Linked DNA regions of Mus musculus: region 2 is linked to region 1. The links are chromatin contacts, found by Hi-C in ENCODE. All regions are on one chromosome and are shown on one strand. The core of a region is the stretch at or near the end of the contact, and the rest is flanking DNA. Distances in the headings are between cores, read along the strand shown. Region 1 holds the start of Dok2 (docking protein 2). Region 2 holds the start of Itm2b (integral membrane protein 2B).

What was found. A loop is a pair of places that touch in the nucleus more often than their neighbours do.
Region 2: a loop to region 1 is called in a map of T-helper 17 cell, with 7 times the contacts of the local background. The contact joins the promoter of Itm2b here to the promoter of Dok2 in region 1. A Hi-C loop is called at or near these places in 2 of 37 maps with a recorded cell type or tissue (T-helper 17 cell and heart).

Annotation. Positions count from the first base shown.
Region 1 is chr14:70,771,707-70,776,901 of GRCm38, reverse strand. It overlaps Dok2 (docking protein 2), which reads right to left and starts at 2,521. Exons shown (of 5, transcript NM_010071.2): 1 at 2,393-2,521; 2 at 1,155-1,436; 3 at 831-918; 4 at 1-86. The coding sequence starts at 2,464.
Region 2 is chr14:73,382,199-73,387,393 of GRCm38, reverse strand. Itm2b (integral membrane protein 2B) reads left to right here and starts at 2,105. Exons shown (of 6, transcript NM_008410.3): 1 at 2,105-2,384. The coding sequence starts at 2,268.

The sequences.
Region 1 (5,195 bases), core at 1,272-3,771:
GGTCCGGAGAGTATAGGACCCTCGGAGCCGGCAGCGCTCACTGGCTTCTGTGGGTCGTATGGTCACCATATATTCCTTGCAGAGCCCTGGAGAGGAGAAGAAAGAGAGGCAGCTTCAGGAAACAGTGGGCTCCTTCTCCACCAACCCATCCTTAGTAAGCATGCCAGAAATTCTTGAGAAAACCCTGTTCGTGTTATCTGTGATCCCACCACAGATCTTAATGCCTAGGCTGCTGACCCCACCTCCTCCCCTGGAAGGCATTCTTCAGGCCCTCGGCCATACCACCCCAACCCTGTGCCCACATCCTTCCTGCCACTGCTGCCAGAGCCACAGCTTGGTTTTCTCCACACCATCCATCACTCCCCAAGACCCTGATGCTAAGCCCCAGGTGAAGCCTGCCCCTGCGACTCCCATAGCCAGTGCCCCTTCCCGTGGGTGGAGTGTAAACGGAAGAGTTTCTCTCCCACACCTCCGTGATGAGCCTAGAAAGCACAAAGAAAGCCAGAACTGGGCCTCCCTTATCAGCACCGCATTTCCCTATTCACAGGACGCCCTGCACTGCCAAACAGACACGAAGCAATTCTCTCCTCCCACAATCACTTCACGCCCCACAAAGAGAGAGTCAAACCGAGACCCTCAGCCTCAGTCAGGGCAGGCTGAGCCAAGGCAGACACTGGGGTAGGCCGGGTTCCAACGACCTTGAGCCACACCAAGAAGCCAGGAAGAGACGCTGATAAGCTGGGCCCAGGGTAACCACAAGGCAGGAAGACCACAAGCCAGCCCATGCCTCCTCCCTCCCGCACCATAGGCCCCTCAGCCCCAACTCTCACCTGTGGTGGAGCTGCTATACAACTCGTTCTCCTCCATGCAGGGACTGCCGCTCTTTTCCTCCAGTCCTGGTGACCCTTTCCTCTGTCCCTGAGGAGGCAGGTCCCGGGTCTTAGCACCAGAACCCACCCCAAGGCTCTCTGACATTCGCTTTCAGTGCACACCCAGCCAGCTGGTTCTGGGTGCACTTCAAACTGGGCTCCCTTAAGGAAGAACTCCCCTAAAAAAGAGTTTTGGTTCTTCTACCACCTGTCCACAGGAAGTATCTAAGTAACATCGCCCTCCCCTGGTGGCCGCCCTCCCCTGGGCCACTTTGTACCCCTCACCGGGAAAGCCAACAGGCAGATGGCCTGTATCCAGTCACTGCGCTCTGCCGAGGGGGCTGCCAGTAGGTACAGGCGCTCCTTGGTCTCCAGGATGAAGGCACTGGTGTCCCGGGGGCTGCTGGCCTCACTGCCTACCTCTGCTACCCGTAAGCAGTCACTGAGGCGGACAACCTTCCGAGTGGCCTCTCCTCGCCGTGTCTTCTCGGGGACATCCTGGAGCTCTAGTCTGGCTAGGGCACAGCCAGACTCTCCATATAACACGGCTGCGAACCGGCGCCACTTCTGAGCCCAGGTATGCCACGTAGAGGCCAAGTGGGAACCATCGGAGATGGAGAGATGGTCATGAAAGGGGAGAAGAGGAACTGTGGGAGAGGTAGAGGGGCTGGGGCAGCCACACAGGATGGGGAGAATGGCAAACATCACAGCCAGTCAGAGAGGCCCGAGAAGACAACAGAGACCATGGAATGACAGAGCTGACCAAGATCCGCAGGCTAGCCAAAGGCCACAGTAAATGTCCAATGGATGCAGAGTCCAGGAAGATGACAGGCCCATCAGCCAGGTAGTGGGAACAAAAGTCACTGAGCCCAGAGATGAACAGTGAGGGGAGAGTAGCCTAGACCAGGGACAAGTCTTCATTTCATAGGAAGGTTCTGGCTCCAAAATTTCCCACCTCCTCTCCTTTTTTGTCTCACTGATTAAGGAGTTGGACCATGAGAGACAAACAAAGAAACAGAGACCTAGACAGGGTGAGGTGGGTGTTGGGGTAAGCACAGCTGGGTAACAGCAGGAGGCAGAAGAGCTTCCCCTTCAAAGAGGCTAGGGAAGGAAGAGGTTGGAACACCCTGGGGCCACAGCTCAGTAGCAGTCAAAGGTGAGAGGGACCTCTGCTGTCATCCCAAACTGACTGGCCCCCAACTCTTCCTTCCGTACCCGCCCAAGGTACCCCCAAATTCAATACTGAGCAAGGGAACAAAAAGAGAGAGAGATAATGTCAGAATCTGCTTCCTCCCCCACAAGCAAGGACAAACAGCCCTCAGCAAAGAGCGATCCAGAGCCTGGTTTAGAAGGCAAGGCACGTTGAGAAGGCAGACATCTTCCCCAAGTAGTGTTCTTGTCTAAACTGGTGGAGCACATGGTCTCATAAGGGTCAGGGATATTAAGACACCCTTCTACCCGGGATAGTAACAGGGCCCTCCCCCAAGCTGCTCCGCCCAGCGAGAGCCCAGCCTTACTCTTACCTTGCCAAAGGTCTGCTGCTGCTGAAGATGCAGGAAGCCCTGCTTCACAGCTGGCTCCTCCATCCTGACCATCGCAGCTTCAGCTCCCCACTGCCATTGCCTCTGCCCTCTCTCTTCTCTCTTCTGGGCCTGTTCCCCCTTCTCTCTAGTTCATTTCCTCTCTGACTAGAGTTTTTCTACACTATTCTAGTCTGCTTGATGACGACAGGCTGATAGGCCCTGTGGTTTCTTGCTCTGTGTGCGCCTTTTTTTTTTTTTAAGTGCACTTCACGAGCAAGCTTCCTTCCTGCATTTCCAGTGAGTAACATGCAATTTCCAAAAAAAGCCAAATTTCACACTTCTGCAGAAGCTGGTGTGAAGGACTGAGCCATAAGAACAAAGAGACCCCAAAATCAAGTTGTTCAAGAAAGTCCGGGGTGAGGGCTCTACATTCAGGCAGGATGCTGAGTGTGTCAGGGCTGGAAAAGCCCTTTGGAATCAATCACCATAACCTACTCATTGAAAAGAGAAAACTGGGGCTGGAGAGGTGGCTCAGCGGTTAAGAGCACTGACTGCTCCTCCAGAGGTCCTGAGTTCAAATCCCAGCAACCACATGGTGGCTCTGTAATGGGGTCTGATGACCTCTTCTGATGTTCCTGAACGGAGCAATGTACACGTACTCATATGCATAAAATAAGTAAATAAATCTTGAAAGAAAGAAAAAAGAAAGAAAGAGAGAAAGAAAGAGAGAAAAAAAGAAAAGAAAAGAAAAGTAAAGAAAAGAAAAGAAAAAAAAAGAAAAGGAGATAGAGATGGTCTGAAGGGCCTATAAGGCTAACACCCAGAACCCAAGTCTCCCAGCTCAAGCAAAGATGAGCCATATACTGGGTAAATTACAGATAGATAAAACATGTGTGTGTGTGTGTGTGTGTGTGCACGCACACACACACAACACGCACCAGTCCCATTGTATGAAAGTATTTCCTGCCTGCCAAAAACACATACAATACACAAGTCTGTGGTGAATCTAGCAATAAGAACAACATACAATACACAAGTCTGTGGTGAATCTAGAAATAAGAACATTCTCTCTAGAAAAAGATTTCCTCCCCAAGTCTAACTCAGCTGTTGGCTTCCTTCCTCACTTGGGTTCAAGTGGGACTTACCTTAAACTGTGGGAACTTCAGAACTTCCAATTCTTCTATGCGTGCCAAGCCTGGTGTAGCACTGGTGGAGACAGAGCGACATGTAGCCCCTGGTGTGAGCCTCCACAAGTGTCAATGGCTGCTGTGAGAGGGAGACTTGTTTGTGTAGTGCATATTTTCACTCTGAGGAATGTCCTCTGTTTCAATGTTAATGACTCCATGCTAATCAGAGACAGCGTGAGTCCAGGAAGCGAAAGTGAGGCCTGGAGGCAAAGGTGAGGTGGCTATGTCTCCAGAAAAATGGTAAATGCTGAGACTTTCAGGACAGCCCTTGAGGCTATGGGAAAGAACTCTAAATACATGAGTTCAGTATATATATATATATAGTTTCTCAACTATGCAAAATATAGGGATGCGATATGAATTACAAGGAATGAATTCATGAATCTAAAGGAATAAAGGCAGCCACACTATGAGTCAGCTTATCAGGCAGATTCCTGAGCTCCAGGTCAGCCTAGGACAGAGGGAGGTTAGGCCCAGGTGTGGTCAGGGCAGTGTCTCACCTAACTCTCTTATTGTCTGTTCTTAACAAAGGTCTGTCTAGACCTCTGAATTCTTTTGCAATATTAAGAAAAAAAAATGTATGTTTGCTGTCTCCTAAGAATCAAAGGTCTGGGGTCATGGGATGTATACTTGATTATCCTACGAGATAATTGAAAGGGAAACCTGGAGTAAATGACTGGAGTAATATGTAAAATAAAAGACTGGACCTGTGCTCTTCAGGAAATAAATGAATGAGCTATCCAGAGAATTTTTTAGGAAAAAAAAAGTGAACTACTTGGAGAACAGACAGACATGCACACACAGAGACACAGAGACAGATAGACAGACAACACACACACAAGGAGGCAGGACATAGACAGAGAAATCTCTTAGAATAGCAAGCAAGCAGAACAGAGATCTCCAGAGAGAAAGCAGACAGACAAAGAGAGAGACAGACTGGAAAAGCTTTATCAAGCAGAACATAGCTCGGACCCACGATTTGACTTCAAGTCGTTCTTTCCACTGCTCCCAGAAACCCATTCTCTCAGAACCCCTCTCCATGCCGAGGCTGGTCCTTGCCATCTACTGTCTCACCAGTCACGTTTTATTCTCTGACAAAGGTGGGGACGAGGGGGACATAAGCATACCTGCTTGCAACTTTCCTGAGATCACAGAACTGTTAGGGGTGGATGGGTAGGCCATTAATGCAATGGGGTTTTGGTTTGTTCGTTTGTTTCATTGGTTGGTTTTTGATCTTTTGAGACGGAGTCCTATGTTTCACGGGCTAGTCTCCAATACATGTGCCATCATACCTAGCTAGTACAACTTTTTTTAATCGTGTGTGTGTGTGTGAGAGAGAGAGGGGGGGGGGAGAAAGAGGGAGAGAGAGAGAGAGAGAAACAAGCATACCCGTGGAAGTCAGAGACCAACCTCAGGTATCCCTCCTCACCTCCCATCCTGTTTGAGACAGGATCTCGTTTGCGTTCCCATAAGTCAAAGTAGCTGGCCCATGAAAGGCAGCTCCTGGAAAGTCTCCTGCATCTGCCTCCCACCACGCCTGCTGTGATTGAAGGTGCTACTATGATATTGACTTACATAAACTCTGGAGATCTGAACTCAGGTCCTCAGACTTGCAT
Region 2 (5,195 bases), core at 856-3,355, 2.6 Mb before region 1:
GATTGAAGATACAACAGTTTCAACTTCTCCAACAGGTTTGCTCTAACTGTCGTGCTAATGAACTCTCCCCCCTTTAACCCTTAAAAAGACAGAGGTTACACTTACAAGGCAAGCTCCTAAGGAGATCAGACCTAGCCTTGAGTTAAGAAGCTCTTATACCTAGCAGGGGAGTCCCCACCTACCCCACTCCCACCCCACCCCCATCATTGTGGTCCTAAACAGTACCTGAATCCTCCATGATCTTTGTTGTGTCTGATATGTTGAGCTAAATCACATGATGCAAAACTTTTAACCAGACCCTCCAAAACTTAGAGAAGTCTGCTATTTCCTTTGCTCTGGGATGGCTTAAAAACCTCCTCAGAAGAGGCTCCTCTGGTTGCTCCCCACCATCCCTCTCAAGGCAGCTCAACCTTCTCTTATTTTTTTACTCTCACCATTGAGGAAGTGTCTCTCCTGGTTTTAAAGGGGAAGTTTTCTTCCCCGTAAGGGTCTGGGTTTTTTGTTTTGTTTTTAATATACCATACTATTTGATGCCTATTAAAACTCATCTGTAGTAGGAATAACCTCTTTCAGGACCGACCAACTCATACATCTACTCTATTGACTCAACTATCAGCAGTTGTTTATCTGACACTGTGTGACCTTAGTACTAACCAGTGAGCTATGGTTCCGCTGTTCTGCTTTCTTGTCTTGGCTTCCAGTGTGACTCTGGAATGACAATCTGCTTTCCTCTGCTTACTTTTTTTTTCTCTATTTATAAAACCATCCACCCCCTCACCTTCTCTTTCATGAAACGGAGTCCTACTCAGTCCCAGAGGCAAAAATAGAAATATGGGAATGGAGAGACGGCTCGGCAGTTAAAAGCATTTGTTGCTCTTCCAGAAGACCCAAGGCTTGGTTCCCAGCAACCGCATGGCGGTTCTCAACCATTTGTAACCCCAGTTCCACGGGACTTGACTCATTTTTCTGACTTCCTTAGGCACAGGTACATGTAGGCAAAAAAAAAAAAAAAAAAAAAAAAAAAAAATCATAGGCATAAAAATTAAATATTTAAAAATAAAAAGAAATAAAGATAATTCCCTCCTTGAATAGAGCCAGGGGCTCAAGAACTCTGGTCTCAACTGCTGTCTTCAAGGTTGGCCTAGGCCAGAGCTCACACAGCAGAATCCTTCTGGCCAACAGACACTCCTGTAGGTGGACAAGGAGAGGATATGGAGAAGGCTACAGGATCAGTCATTTGACCAAAGGACCATCTGGAGACATGGCTGTAAACCCAGTGTGTGGGCCAATGTCTTCTGTCAACCAGAAGCAAAAACCTCTTCAAAAAAGGAGAATTTTTTATTTTGAAGAAAAATAAGAACTTGTCCTAAGTACGTTGTCACAAATCACAGATTGGCCTAAGGCAAATATGGTTTTTTGTTTTGTTTTGTTTTGGCTTGCTTATACAAATGAGCTCGGTTGGTACATTTTGTTTTACCAGTTTAGAATTTTAGGAATACAAATGGATGAAGAGGGTTCCTGGTCATTGGCTTGAGATTAGGCTGGGCAGGAACTGACCTCTGAGGGAGGAAGAAAAGACCAGCTTAGTCAACCAGGCAACACCTTAGGGTGAGGTCTGTGGGAGATAAGTCAGATCACCAGGACACTAGGACACAGTGCTTCAAATATTCCTATGCTCTACTAAGTCGCTTACTAATAAATGATTAAACGGAGCTTTTGGGTTTGTTTGTTTGTTTTTCTCACACAAAAATTCCATGGCCTTTGGGCTCACAATCAAAGAGAATTTGGTGCTACCAGAAGTTAACTTATCCTACGTAGCCAACCGACAGAGTTCACCCCATTTTCTTATCAACTTGCAACACTGGGCCCCTGAGGAGAACTAGTTGGAAGCAAATTCAGAACCGGAAAATCCAGGCAGCCCAGAGGGGCAACAAGTCCTAGCTCAACCAGGCGCGCCCTCCACAAAGCCTGGCCAGATTCCCGCTGAGTCCTGGGTGGGGGTGGGGGGAACCAGGGAGGGTCTGGCGTGAAGCCAGGCCCCGCCCCGCTCAAGGCCCCGCCCCTCCGGGCCCCCGCCCTGCGCCCGCGCCCCAGCTGCGAGGCCGGAAACCGCGCTGCACTGAGCCGCTGCTGCTGTCGCGCAGTCCGCTCCTCCGCTGCAGAGTCGTGCCCTGAGCTCGGCCGACAAGGCTGCCTTCGCAGCCGGGATCCTGCCAGCCGCGACCCCAGCCTTCGCCGTCGCCGCCTAGGGCGCCCCAGGCCGCACCATGGTGAAGGTGACGTTCAACTCGGCGCTGGCCCAGAAGGAGGCCAAGAAGGACGAGCCCAAGAGCAGCGAGGAGGCGCTCATCGTCCCTCCGGATGCCGTGGCGGTGGATTGCAAGGTCCTGGCTGGGGTCGCGGGCGGGGTCCCGGCGGCGGGGACGGTTTCCCGGACGGTCCTCCGCTCCCGGGTACCGTGGTGTGTGTGTGTGCAGCGAGCGGGGCGGGGTCCTGGCCCTGGCGACCCCCGAGGGGACAGTTGCACAGGTGTACGAGGTCCCGCGGCTTTGCACTTGGCTTGGTAGCCCGGGAACCTGCAGCGACAGGCACCGCCACCACCGAGTTTGGCACTTTTTTTCCAGTATAAATACTGTGCCTAAAATGGCTGACATCATAACAAGCCTAAACCTCTGTTGTTTCCTACTTTCGTTTCTAGGCTGAACAGCACTTGGACTAAGTCCAGCAACTGTAAGCATCTTCATTTTTTAAAAGCCCTTTTCTTTTACAAACTCCCTTGCCTACAAATGGCCTTCGGTGTTGGCAGGTGAACACCTTGGGGTCTGGAGAGAGAAGACAACAGTATACTGGGAGTAGTTTCTGGCTGGTGATTTTATTATTGTAACAAATATTCCAGGTGAAAGTAATTGCTATTGTGGCTGTTCCCATGTAACCCAACAGTTGACTTTTATCAGCCTCTTTGTGGGTACTTCTGAATAAGTGAAACTGGAACCAAAACATAGGAATTTGCTCCCATCCCTACAAAATAGGTAACCTTTGTGTTACCACATCCCCGGTTAGCACTGAGTGATGCTGTCACTGGATTCAATTTTTAAAAGTGATGTACAGTAATATTCTTTTAAATATAAATATAATTTTTGCCTAAGTTTTCTTTTTGCCTTTTTAGGGCTTCTGACATTTGATACCTATGAATACTAACAGCGGGTGCTGCTTCGTTTTTCACTAACACTTTTTAATACCTATTGTCACTTGGGTAATTTTAGTTTTGACTTAAAATCAGTCGTTTGTGTCCATGGTACAAGTAGTAAGGAGAGTTTTTGTTTTTGTTTGTTTGTTTTTTAATGATCTAATGAAAATTACTGTAAAGAAACAGGCCACTAATACCCTATAAAATTTTTGGATATATAATAGCAGTCTGGGCTGTTTGGACATGTTTTCTGGAAACGTTCCAGCTAAAAGCAAACATCATGTTGATTTTTTTAAATGACTGTCTTCCCCTGAGATGAGAGAGCTGATTCCCTAAAAGGATTAAGGGTTCTGGTTTTAGTATTGTTTTCCTGAACCTAGTACAAACACTCTTGGTCTTGAAAACATGTTTAGAATTCACAGGTAAAAATTGTCATAGCAAATTATCATATCTCTTTTGTCCGGATGCACATTTTAATCTAGAATAGACCCATAGTCAAGCACCCAATCACAACAACTCTATATCTTGTTTGTGGAGACACCTTGAGTCTCCTCAAGCCCAGATAGGCCTTGAACTCTGCCCTTCCTTCATTTTCCTCCCCAAGTACTGGGATTACAGGTGTGCACAGCCATGCCCAGCTTCAAATATACATTCTCACTGATATTATATAGGTATATGGTCTTTAAATTCTAAAACTATAACTCCTCCCACGCTAAGCAAGCATCAATGATGTCATTTCTCTGTTTTTTATTCCAGGGTTGTAAAGGTTTCAAACTCTCAGACAAACGTCAGAATTCACTTTGCAGGGGAGCTTTGAATCAGTCTTGCCATTTATGAAGTAGCAGTCTTATTTTTGAGCTCTTAAGGATTTTTCATATGCTCACCATAATTTAATTTTTATTTCACAGTAACTGTCTATAGCTGTACACTTTGCTTTTATTTCTTAATTTCTCTGATTTCTCTATCCAAAGGAAGATACTTCAATTAAGCAGTGAGGGCTTGTGTTCTTCTATAGCCACACAGAAGTCACAGCTAAATTGGTTTGGTTAATACAGAGAGAGGGAGAGAGAGAATGAATTCTTTTTCCAGCTATAAGCTGGAAGCCTTTTCTCAGTGGGGACAGTATCTCTACAATGGGAGTAGGTGGAATAAAGGAAAAGCCTGCTTGCCTAGCGAGAGAACTGATCTCATCCCAGAGCTGCGGAGTGATTACATAATGTTCTGATGTTCCTTTGGGCTGCACTGTGTGGCAACCACCTTGTCCGACCGCCCGGGCTGGGAACAGAATTAGCCTTAATGTGTTCTGCCTGGGGCATTTCCTCTGGTCAAGAGGACCAAGCTGGTTTGAGAACTTGGAAAGAAAGCCCTTTAGCACTTTTACACAGCAGCCACGGACCTGTTTGTACAGCCTGTGCTTGAGGAGTGCCCCGTGGGTATCTGTAAGAATTCTGCTGTCTCCTGTCAGGGGCTTATGTAACATACGTACACAGGGCCATTTACACCGCTGTCTTCTGCTGCTGTCTCCCACCCTGCATGAGACCCTTCTGGAAGCAGCCCCACAGCTCCGTTACGGTTTCCAACTACTCTGTGCCTTAGCTGTCTGTTCCAGCAGCTATTTCTTTTGATTACATTATCCCAGCTAGTTTGCATTATTTTTTTTTTTCCGTCCACATTTTTCAGTTGACAGTCTTATCTTCTCAGACCCATCCTGATTGACACTCGGCCTTTAGGGGGACAGCTGTAGCAAAGAATCATAATATCGTGATCTGTGTGACAAAAGTCAGTTTGAAGTGATAAGGATATACTATGGTATAGACAGCAGTCCTTGATTTTTGTATTCAGAGCTTTCTTTGAACCTTTCGGAAAGTATGTGTGCAAATACTGCAATAGAAGCCCTAAGTATGTCCAATATAACTGCTTGGCTTTATTTTACCTTAAATTATTTTTTTGGGGGGGGTCAAGATTCAAGGGTCGAACCAGATGGTCTACAAGGACTCTATCAGTTTAA